Linked DNA regions of Mus musculus: region 1 is linked to region 2. Evidence: chromatin loops called from intact Hi-C (ENCODE). Cell type or tissue: heart. All regions are shown on one strand.

Region 1 (5,000 bases), 880 kb before region 2:
CAGTTTATCACAAAGGACACAAGTGAGTAGTCAGAGGAGACATGGGATATGACCAGGAGAGACCTGAACAAGGCAGGTTCTTTTTGCAGTATTCTTTCCTCGGGCCCACTGACCACTCTCTACTCCCCGCCTCTCTGGAGGCCCCACTTCTCTTCTCAGGCAGGTAGAAAGAGCTCCTTATGAGTAACAAACCCATTGATATCTATCACTCCCAAAGCTTTAGGAGTGTCAGACCCAGGGAGAAAGACTAAACGTCTTTGCCTAATTTTCTGATTTACTCCTGGCTTCCAGGAGACCTTTACTTCTTCCCAAGCAATGTCCTTCCCCTGGCATTCATGCAAAGCCTCCAGGTCGAGTGCACCTCGCAGCTGTCAAAAGCTGCAGGAACTTGTCTCACTCCAAGCCAGTCCTCTTTTGCCTACCTGAGCCTTGACTAGTCCTAACAGGTTTACAATATGGCATGGTAGCCTCTAGACTGGATGCTCTCCCACACACCCCAGGATCATTCAATCCCGCTTCCACATACCAAGTGTCTTCCTCTCACCAAGAACAGCACAGAAAGGGGAAAGGAAAGGATCTTCAGGGTGGACACTTGGCAAGCACACTTCCGCTGGGGAACCAGGTCAACTCAACATCAACAAGAGTAGCTGTGGGGCCTTGGCTTCATGAGATGAGCAAGGCACACTTAAAACCTCTCCAGGAACCCATCAGCAGAACACCAAAAGAGAAATCTTACAACACACCTGACCTAAGCACTCCTCAAAACTGTCAAGGTCATGGAAAGCAAACATAACCTGAGAAACGGTTACAACTTGAAGAGCCAAAAGGACAAATGTAATGTGGTGCCATGGAAAAATATAACGAGAAAATCAGAATAAAGTATGTCACACAAAAGTGAAGAAGAAGGTAAGTACTCAAGAATAAAGAACACTTTGATACAAAGTTGGCCTCAATTTATCCTCTAAGACTAAAAAGTCAGGATGTCCATCCTGTGCCTGTTGGCTCTGGGCACATCATTACAGGGAGAGCAGGGGCTTGCTACCCAGTAATGCTCTATTGTTCCACATCTAACCAGCTGACAGGAGTCTAACCACTGTCAGGGAAGCAGCATTTTTGTTCCAAGGGAACTGGGTTAACTAAAGAAAACATTCTTGTGCCTGGAATAATAACACACACACACAATATCAACTAATTTGAAAGCCATAAACATGCCAGAGAAATAAGAAAAGGCAGAAGTACATTATGGTATCCTGAACAAGTCAACAGGTAGACAGCGCTTATAGCAGAGACAGCTTGAAAAACCACACCAAACCCAGGGACACTCTGCTCTTTCCACGCATCCTAACTGGTTTTGCTGTTTGTTTTTAAGACTGGATCTTGTGCCCTGCCTGGCCTGAAATTTTAAATGGTCTGGAGTTCAGAGATTCACATGCCTCTGTTTCCAGGGTGCTGGGGGTAAAGGTGTGTGCCCCCATGCCTGGCTCCACACCATACCCGACTCTCCAATACTGTTAAGGTGACAAGAACTGTACTTCTACCAAGAAACCATAAGGTCTTGGGTCCCACTCTCACAGGCTGTTTCAACCTTACAAATAGGACACATATAAGTTTCCTTGGAAAGCACGGTCATCAGCCACCCCACCCCAGGGAGTGGCCCACTAAGCTGGCATCAACCACAACCCAATCTCCTTGTCCCAGAGTTCTGGCTTCCAAGCCTGAACTGGCCAAAGGGCAGGACAGGGCTCGATTCATCTTCGAGGGGAGCGGCAGGGAAGCCACGGCCCTAAGGAACTTTCTCAGCGCCTCGGTCGGCAGCAGTGACCTGCGGCGACCTGGGCAACTAAGGTCACAGGAAGCTGTCCAGCACAAGCGGCTCAGAGCGGCCCGGTGCTTGTCATTGCCGCGCTGCCTCGGGGCACGGAAGGGGGCGTCCCGCGCTGGCTCCCGGTCGCCCACAACAGGTCGTTTGCGCAGCACCAGCTTACCCCGCGGGGAGGCGGCCCGAGGTGGCGCGAGGCGGGCAGGCCCCCGGCCCCGGCAGCTCCTGAGCAAGATGGACGCCATGCGCCCGCCGCGGCGGCGTTCTATAGCTGCCTCAGCTTCCTCGGCGGATCTTGGCCGTCCCGGCGCCTGGGCCCAGCCCGCGCGGACGGTTGACGGCAGAGGTTGGCTCCGGCAGCAAGCGCTCAGCTCAAGGACCCGGCATCCGCAGCGGCCATGTCCCGGCACAAACGTCCGTAGGCGCGGGGCGGAACAGGCCTGGCCGGCACGGCTCCCATTGGCCCTGCGGCACCCGCCCTGGCCAGGTGAGGGGCGAGCCCGCCCAACAGACTACAAGGCCCAGCGTGCATCCGGGAGGCTTGCCTCTCCCGACTACAAGTCCCAGCGTGCGCCGAGTCTTGGGTTTTCTTGATGAGCTCAGATCTATCTGGAGTTCCTCTTGCATCTTAGCAGTGCCTAGCTTCTGATTTGGGGCTGCGGGCACAGAGGCGGCAAAAGAACTGGCATCTATTTTCATAACTACTAAGCCCTATATTATACTAGCCCATAGCAGATGGCTCATGGGACTTTAAGGAAGGGTGGTGGGTAGGGAACATAACTCTGCGAGGCTGTTAATTGGTCCCACCTCCTTGCTTCGCGTCAGGACGAGCAACCTTAGTAGTGGGCTGCACTCCTGGCAGGTCCCCTCTATGGTAGCTCACAGCCACCCCTGCCCACTCCAAAATAGACCTGGCAGCATCCTCTTCTTTAAAGGGTGGTGGCTGGAATGGCAGGCTTCAGGATTGTGGAAACCCAGGACTATACACACTCTGGTGCTCCAGAGCAGCCACCCTCTCCACAGATCTGTATCCCGACCCAGGGACACCAGACCGTTCCTGGAGACTTCCCTCACTGCTTTCCACCTCCTGCCTTTGTGGAATGCCTTTTCCGTTCCTTCTACGTTCCTGTGGGAGTGAACTCAGAATAGTAGGTGAAGATCTTCAGTATGAGGTTAATGCATTTTTTTTTTTTCTGATGAACAGGTGCTCAAGTCCTAATTCCAGCTGGCTCCCAGCGAGGACGCTTCACTAGTATCCCAGCACAGCCCATTGGGAAGAAGTAACCTATCTGGTCATTTTCTGAATCAGAACCTAAAAGCTGGGCCAGTGTAGGCCAGAATCCCTATCTCAGGACTCAGGTGGCAGAGAATCTCCTAAGACGTTTGGAACCTCTCTTGTGCACACGGTAATGTACATTGTGGGCATCAGATACAGAATTAAGTCAAGTGTAGGGATTCCCTGAAAGGGCTGATGACCTAAACCAAAGAACTGAAGTTTCTTAGCCAAGCTGAGAAACTTCCACCAATAAGAACACTTGCCTGACCAAAGAGGAGGAGGAGGAGGAAAGCAAAGCCAAGCCAAAGTAGTAATGACAACTGAGGAATACCGAATGGCTGAGAAGCACCTAAAGAAATGTTCAACATCCTTAATCATCAGGGAAATGCAAATCAAAACAACCCTGAGATTCCACCTTACACCAGTCAGAATGGATAAGATCAAAACCTCAGGTGACAGCAGATGCTGGTGAGGGTGTGGAGAAAGAGGAACACTCCTCCATTGCTGGTGGAATTGCAAGTTTGTACAACCACTCTGGAAATCAGTTTGGCAGTTCCTCAGAAAATTGGACATAGTACTACCTGAGGACCCAGCTATACCACTCCTGGTCATATACCCAGAAGATGATCCAACATGCAATAAGGACACATGCTCCACTATGTTCATAGCAGCCTTATTTATAATAGCCAGGAGCTGGAAAGAACCCAGATGTTCTCAACAGAGGAATGGATACAGAAAATGTGGTACATTTACACAATGGAGTACTACTCAGCTATTAAAAACAATGAATTCACCGGGCACTGGTGGTGCACGCCTTTAATCCCATCATTTGGGAGGCAGAGGCAGGCAGATTTCTGAGTTCCAGGTCAACCAGGGCTACACAGAGAAACCGCCTCAAAAAAACAAAAAAACAAAAACAAAAAACCAACCAACCAACCAAACAAACAAACAAAAACTCCAAAACAATGAATTCGTGAAATTCTTAGGCAAATGGATAGAACTAGAAAATATCATCCTGAGTGAGGTAACCAAATTGAAAAAGAACACACATGATATGCAGTTGCTGATAAGTGGATATTAGCCCAAAAGCTCCAAATAACCAGGATATAATTCACAGATCACATGAAGCTCAATAAGAAGGAAGACCAAAGTATGGGTGTTTCAGTCCTTCTTAGAAGGAGAACAAAATACTCATAGGAGCAAATATGGAGATGAAAGTGTTGAGCAGAGACTGAAGGAAAGGCCACCCAGAAACTGTCTCACCTGGGGATTCATCCCATACACAGTTACCAAATCCAAACACTATTGTGGATGCCAAGAAGTGCATGCTGAAAGGAGCCTGATATGGCTGTTTCCTGAGAGACCCTGCCAGAGCCTTACAAATACAGAGGCAGATGTTCACAGCCAACCATTGGATGGAGCACAGGGTCCCCAATAGAGGAGTTAGAGAAGGGACTGAAGGAGTTGAAGGGGTTTGCAAGGAAGAACAACAATATCAACCAACCAGACCCCCACCCCAGAACTCCCAGGGACTAAGCCATCAACAGAGGAGTACACATGGCTCTAGCTGAATATGTAGCAGAGGATGGCCTTGTCATGCATCAATGGGAGGAGAGGTCCTTGGTCCTAGGAAGGCTTTATAGATGCCCCAGTATAGGGGAATGAAAGACAGGGAGGTGGAGGCGGATGGGTGGGTAGAGGAACACCCTCATAGAAGCAGGAGGAGGGAGGATAGGATAGGGGGTTTCCAGGAGGGAGGTGTACTGGCTAGTTTTGTGTCAACTTGACACAGCTGGAGTTATCACAGAGAAAGGAGCTTCAGTTGAGGAAATGCCTCCATAAGATCCAACTAACTGTAAGGCATTTTCTCAATTAGTGGTCAAGGGGGAAAGGCCCCTTGTGGGT
Region 2 (5,000 bases):
TTGTATTTTTTATAATGCATGCATTGAACCACATACAGGACATACACAGGACAGTGTCAGCTCCTTGCAGTATGGATATTTTACCCAATTCAAAAGAAATTTCCTGCTGGGCAGTGGTGGCGCACACCTTTGATCCCAGCACTTGGGAGGCAGAGGCAGGCGGATTTCTGAGTTCCAAGTCAGCCTGGTCTACAGAGTGAGTTCCCAAGACAGCCAGGGCTACACAGAGAAACACTGTCTCGAAAGAGCAAAAAGAAAAAGAAATTTCCTTACAAAGTTACAATGCGATTCCCTTTAAGGACAGACCCAGATGTGATCAAATACCATAGTGGTGAGGTTATTATTTATTTATTTATTATTTATAATATAAATGTATTAAAAATAAAATTTAAATTAAATTTAAAATAAAATTAGTAATTAAGTTTTTTTAAAAAAGAAATTTCCTTCAATCTAAAGATCTCATGTAAACTGGATCCTTTGTAACAAAGTACAGATTTGTAGCTGTGAAGGGCAAAGGCTAGGTCTTACTTATCCCCTTTACAAACATTACCAATAAGTCTAACCTATTAATTTTCTCAAAGTAACCATGAATTGCCTTTTACTTACTCATTTCTTTTATTTATTTTTTGAGACTCAACTGGAAGTTTTGAGTCTCACCATAAAGCCCTTAAACTCAGAGATCCACCTGTCTCCGATTCCCCAGAGATTAAAGCCACAGCACAAACGGCACTCACAAACTTTTATTTTTTAAAGTCAAACGAACGTCAGCAGTTACATAGAGAATGCCATTTGTTGAACTGGTTTTGAAAGGAAGGTACAATATACTCTTGAGATGGGGCCATAAGAACAAGGATGGAAGCTATGAGGTTATCCCCAAAAGGTACTATTCCAGTGACTTCCCAAGGGACAAGCTCATGAAATTCAGAGGAAGGACAATTTCCAAACATTCAAAGAGCATACTCTGTAAACCCTATCCACGGGACGAATACTGTCATGGTCAAAGCATACAGAGCAGTGGTACAGGGCAGCTCAGAGCTCAGAAGAGATTGACTCTTAGGCCCTAAAAGCTCCAAGAAGAGTCAAGAAGAATGTATACCTGGAAGATCCCAAGGAGGAAGGGTTTCCAGAGGAAGCGCATTCGATATCAAGCAAAGGAGAGGCAGTGTTATGCCTCAGTCCTGATCGTTTTGCTGGCTAGTTTAAGGCAAACTTGACACAAAGTATAGTCATCAGAAAGAAGGGAATTTCAATTGGAAAAAAATACTTTCATAAGACCGGGCTGCAAGCAAGCCCAAAGAGCATTTTACTAATTAGTGATTGACCGCGGAGGGCCCACCTATGTGCTAGCAGCGGTCCTAGGTTCTTTAAGAAAGCAGGCTAAGCAAGCTATAGAGAGCAAGCCAGTAAGCAGCACCCCTCATGACTTCTACATCAGCTCCTGCCTCTAATTTCCTCAATGATGGAAATATATAAGTGTAAGCCAAATAAATCTTTTTCTCCCCAAATGGCTTTCACTAGCCACTGGGCATAGTACGCAGAACCTGGGTAGAGCCTATCCCCTCACCTTCCTGATGGCACGAGCGCGGGACACCCCGGGCAGGCCCACATCGTGGCGCGTCTTCCTGCCAAGGATCTGGAACTTCTGCCGGTTGACTTTCACTTCAAATGGGTTTGGGTTAGTTTTCGCCGGGCCTCCGGACGCCCCTGCGGGCGCTTTGTGGACCTGCCTCCGCGCCCCAGTCCGCTTGGCTTTCCCCATGACATTCACTCCGCCACACTTTGGACGACAGTGCGTACAGACCAAGCAGTTCAAGAAACTCGTGCATAGGATGCTGATGTAAAACCACGCCCAGCTTCGTCTCGCGATGAGTGCGTCAGCTTCCCGTATTTCGCGAGAAGTACACAAGTCCTGGATGACACTAAACAGGCACTACAGTTTACTGGATTAAAGACTACAACTCCCAGGAGGCCACACTTCCTCGACTTCCTGGCGCTGGGCCTTATGGGATCTGTAGTGTCCCGAGAGCCGCCACAGTATCCTCAGACGCCGCCCCGAGGGGAGCTCTCGGGCTCCCTCTGGAGGAAAACCGTTAGCCGGGGCCCAGCTGTCTTGCGAGTTAACTGGCGGCTGCGGCTGCCGCTGCTGGAGCTGTCGCCGTCGCCGCTGGAGACCGCTCTCGAGTTTGTAAGCTCCTCGGTAGGGTAGGGCGCGGCGAAGGTTGAGTGCTGCCCAGGACCCGGCGCTGAGGAGAGAGTTACGCGCCCTGGGCCTGGGCGATGATGCTGAGAGGAGCTCGAGCTACCGCGCGCCGGCGCCGATAGCGGAAGCCCCTTGCCGGGACAGCAACAGAGCTGGAACCCGTAGCGAGCCTACCCGTGTCCCATCTCCGCGGCGACCGCGACGGCGACAGCGACGGCGACGACGGCAGCGCTCCTGTTGGCAGTTGTGGCGACCCCGGAGGAGGCGGAGGAAGAAGCGACAGAGACGGTCGCTGTCGCGGAGGGCCACCGTCCAGAAGCCGCGTTCCTCAAAGGACAAGGGATGCCCCGAGGCTTCTGCCGCGGGTTTAGGATCTCCTTCCCCGCAGCCTTCCCCGTCTCCATTGCCTCGACTCCGAAAAGTTCGACGTCGGAAACCGCGGCAGCGACGGCGCAGGACAGCGATCATGGAACTCGAGAACTTCGTGGCCAACAATCTGTTGCTGAAGGCCCGTCTAGGTGGGTGCACCCCGGGCTCCCCGTCTCCCCGAAGGTAGCGCCTCCTAGGAACTTTAACCTTGGAGAGAATCCTGATTCCTTGGTACCTTATTGTCTAATAAGGGAGTTTTGATTCTACTGGAACCAATTCTGGATTGGAGCTGCAGCTTAGCGGGTGTCAGTCAGTGATCCTGGGCTAACTTTTGTTGTTTTGAAACAGTAGCGCTAGCCTAACAGGCACAAGGGGCTGATTGAGTTCCATCTCACTCTCAGCGCTGCTAATCTGAAAGACAGAGTATGGAAAGTTATGCATTGCACACTTTCTAGGATTACCCAGGCAAAGGTTCCATGGGAAGTAGACGCTATTAAGAAGCTTCAGTGTGTTCACCTCACAGAATGTGAAGTATATTCTTTGAGAAAAACCAGTGAGTAACAGATGTTTTTGATTTTTCTTTTTGTTCCTTTTAAAAATTGATTTTAGCCGGGCAGTGGTGGCGCATGGTGGCACACGCCTTTAATCCCAGCACTCGGGAGGCAGAGGCAGGTGGATTTCTGAGTTGGAATCCAGCCTGGTCTACAAAGTGAGTTCCAGGACAACCAGGGCGACACAGAGAAACATTGTCTCGAAAAACCAACCAACCAACCAAACAAACAAAAAACCCCACAAGTCCATTTACGTTCCAAGTGATTTTCAGGAAGAAGAATCTTAATTGGACAATATAACTATTTTCAATATGGGAAGCCCTAACAAGAAACATTGTCAGAAATTTCTTATAGTGAGTGGTGTCCAGAATTGAATACCAAACTAAGGGCTTTGAAACCCCTGTGAGCAAGGAGCAGAGAGAGGAGGCTTGAAGCAGGAAGATCCTCTGTGCAATGGCAGTCTAGGCTCCATAGTCTGCGAACTATGGAGTAGACTATGAGTTCTACTATAGTAGAACTATGGAGACTAGAGCTATCATCAAAGAAACAAACAAATGAAAGAAAAGACATTACTCTGTCAGTATTTTTGAATTAATACTATTATTCAAAATAATACTGTTTTGAGGGGCTGGCAAGATGGCTCAGTGGTTAAGAGTGCTGACTGCTCAACCATCCGTAATGAGATCTGACGCCCTCTTCTGGTGTGCCTGAAGACAGTTACAGTGTACTTAACGTAGAATAATAAATAAATCAATAAATCTTCTGGCCAGATCGAGGGGGTTCAATTTCCAACAACCACATGATGGCTCACAACCATCTGTACACCTAGTGTACTCATATACATAAAATAAATATTTTTTTTAAATCCCCTTCAAGGACTAATTGGAATTTGGAGTGAGAAACAACATGAACAGTCGAATGTTCTACTGAAAGAGAAGCAAGTGCATACTTCTGAGTCTTTCCTAACTGCCTTAAGAGAAAACCAAGACCTGGTTCTCTTCCCACTCATTCTTACTTTTTCTATTCAAAACAGTATTTTTTTAAAGTTTTTATTTATTATATGTAAGTACACTGTAGCTGTCCACAGATACTCCAAAAGAGGGCATTAGATTTCGTTACGGATGGTTGTGAGCCACCATGTGGTTGCTGGGATTTGAATTCGGGACCTTCGGTAGAGCAGTGAGTGCTCTTAACTGCTGAGCCACCTCTCCATTCCCTTGAAGGGATTTCTTTTTTTTTTTTTAAGATTTATTTATTTTTATTATATGTAAGTACACTGTAGCTGTCTTCAGACACTCCAGAAGAGGGAGTCAGATCTCATTACGAGTGGTTGTGAGCCACCATGTGGTTGCTGGGATTTGAACTCCGGACCTTCGGAAGAGCAGTCGGGTGCTCTTACCCACTGAGCCATCTCACCAGCCCCTTGAATGGATTTCTTAATGGAAATAAAATCTAATCAATTTTAGGTTTTTCTCTTCTTTCTACCTTCATATCTGGTTACAGTGTCTGAGAACAGGGAATATTGCATTAGGTTTTATTATAATGATGTAGATAATTTTAAACCCCACAAAAACCTGGGTTCAATCACCAGGATTCATGCAAAAAGCCAGGGCATGGTGTTTATAATCTCAGCCGTGGGAAACAAAGACAAATGGGTAACACGCACACGCGCGTGTGAGAAGTCAAAGAACAAATTCGAGGGCTTGGTTCTCAGCCCTTCACTGACTGATCTTAGCTTGAGTGGCAGGGATAGAAATTAAAAACTAGAAGTTGGGTGTATCAGAGGTAGAACATTTGACTAACCTGTGTAAGGCTCTGATTAAATCCCCAGCACCATAGAGAAACGGGGATGCGGGGAGAGACAAGCAAAGCCTGCTATC

The links. A loop is a pair of places that touch in the nucleus more often than their neighbours do. Peaks named below come from ENCODE experiments on the same cell type or tissue, not always from the same donor. Only the 100,000 strongest peaks of a DNase experiment are listed, where the experiment ranks them.
Region 1: a loop joins it to region 2, with 7 times the contacts of the local background. A loop is called at or near these places in 1 of 42 quality-filtered maps.

The regions. Positions count from the first base shown.
Region 1 is chr5:33,780,489-33,785,488 of GRCm38, forward strand. It overlaps Letm1 (leucine zipper-EF-hand containing transmembrane protein 1), which reads right to left and starts at 2,229. Exons shown (of 14, transcript NM_019694.2): 1 at 1,986-2,229. The coding sequence starts at 2,064. In heart, a CTCF peak has its summit at 1,940; a DNase peak (open chromatin) is centred at 2,333; H3K4me3 peaks cover 1,763 bases; H3K27ac peaks cover 1,620 bases.
Region 2 is chr5:34,658,287-34,663,286 of GRCm38, forward strand. Nop14 (NOP14 nucleolar protein) reads right to left here and starts at 1,862. Exons shown (of 18, transcript NM_029278.2): 1 at 1,565-1,862. The coding sequence starts at 1,759. Grk4 (G protein-coupled receptor kinase 4) reads left to right here and starts at 2,093. Exons shown (of 16, transcript NM_019497.2): 1 at 2,093-2,718. The coding sequence starts at 2,667. In heart, no CTCF peak of the experiment used is centred here; a DNase peak (open chromatin) is centred at 1,965; H3K4me3 peaks cover 2,787 bases; H3K27ac peaks cover 2,274 bases.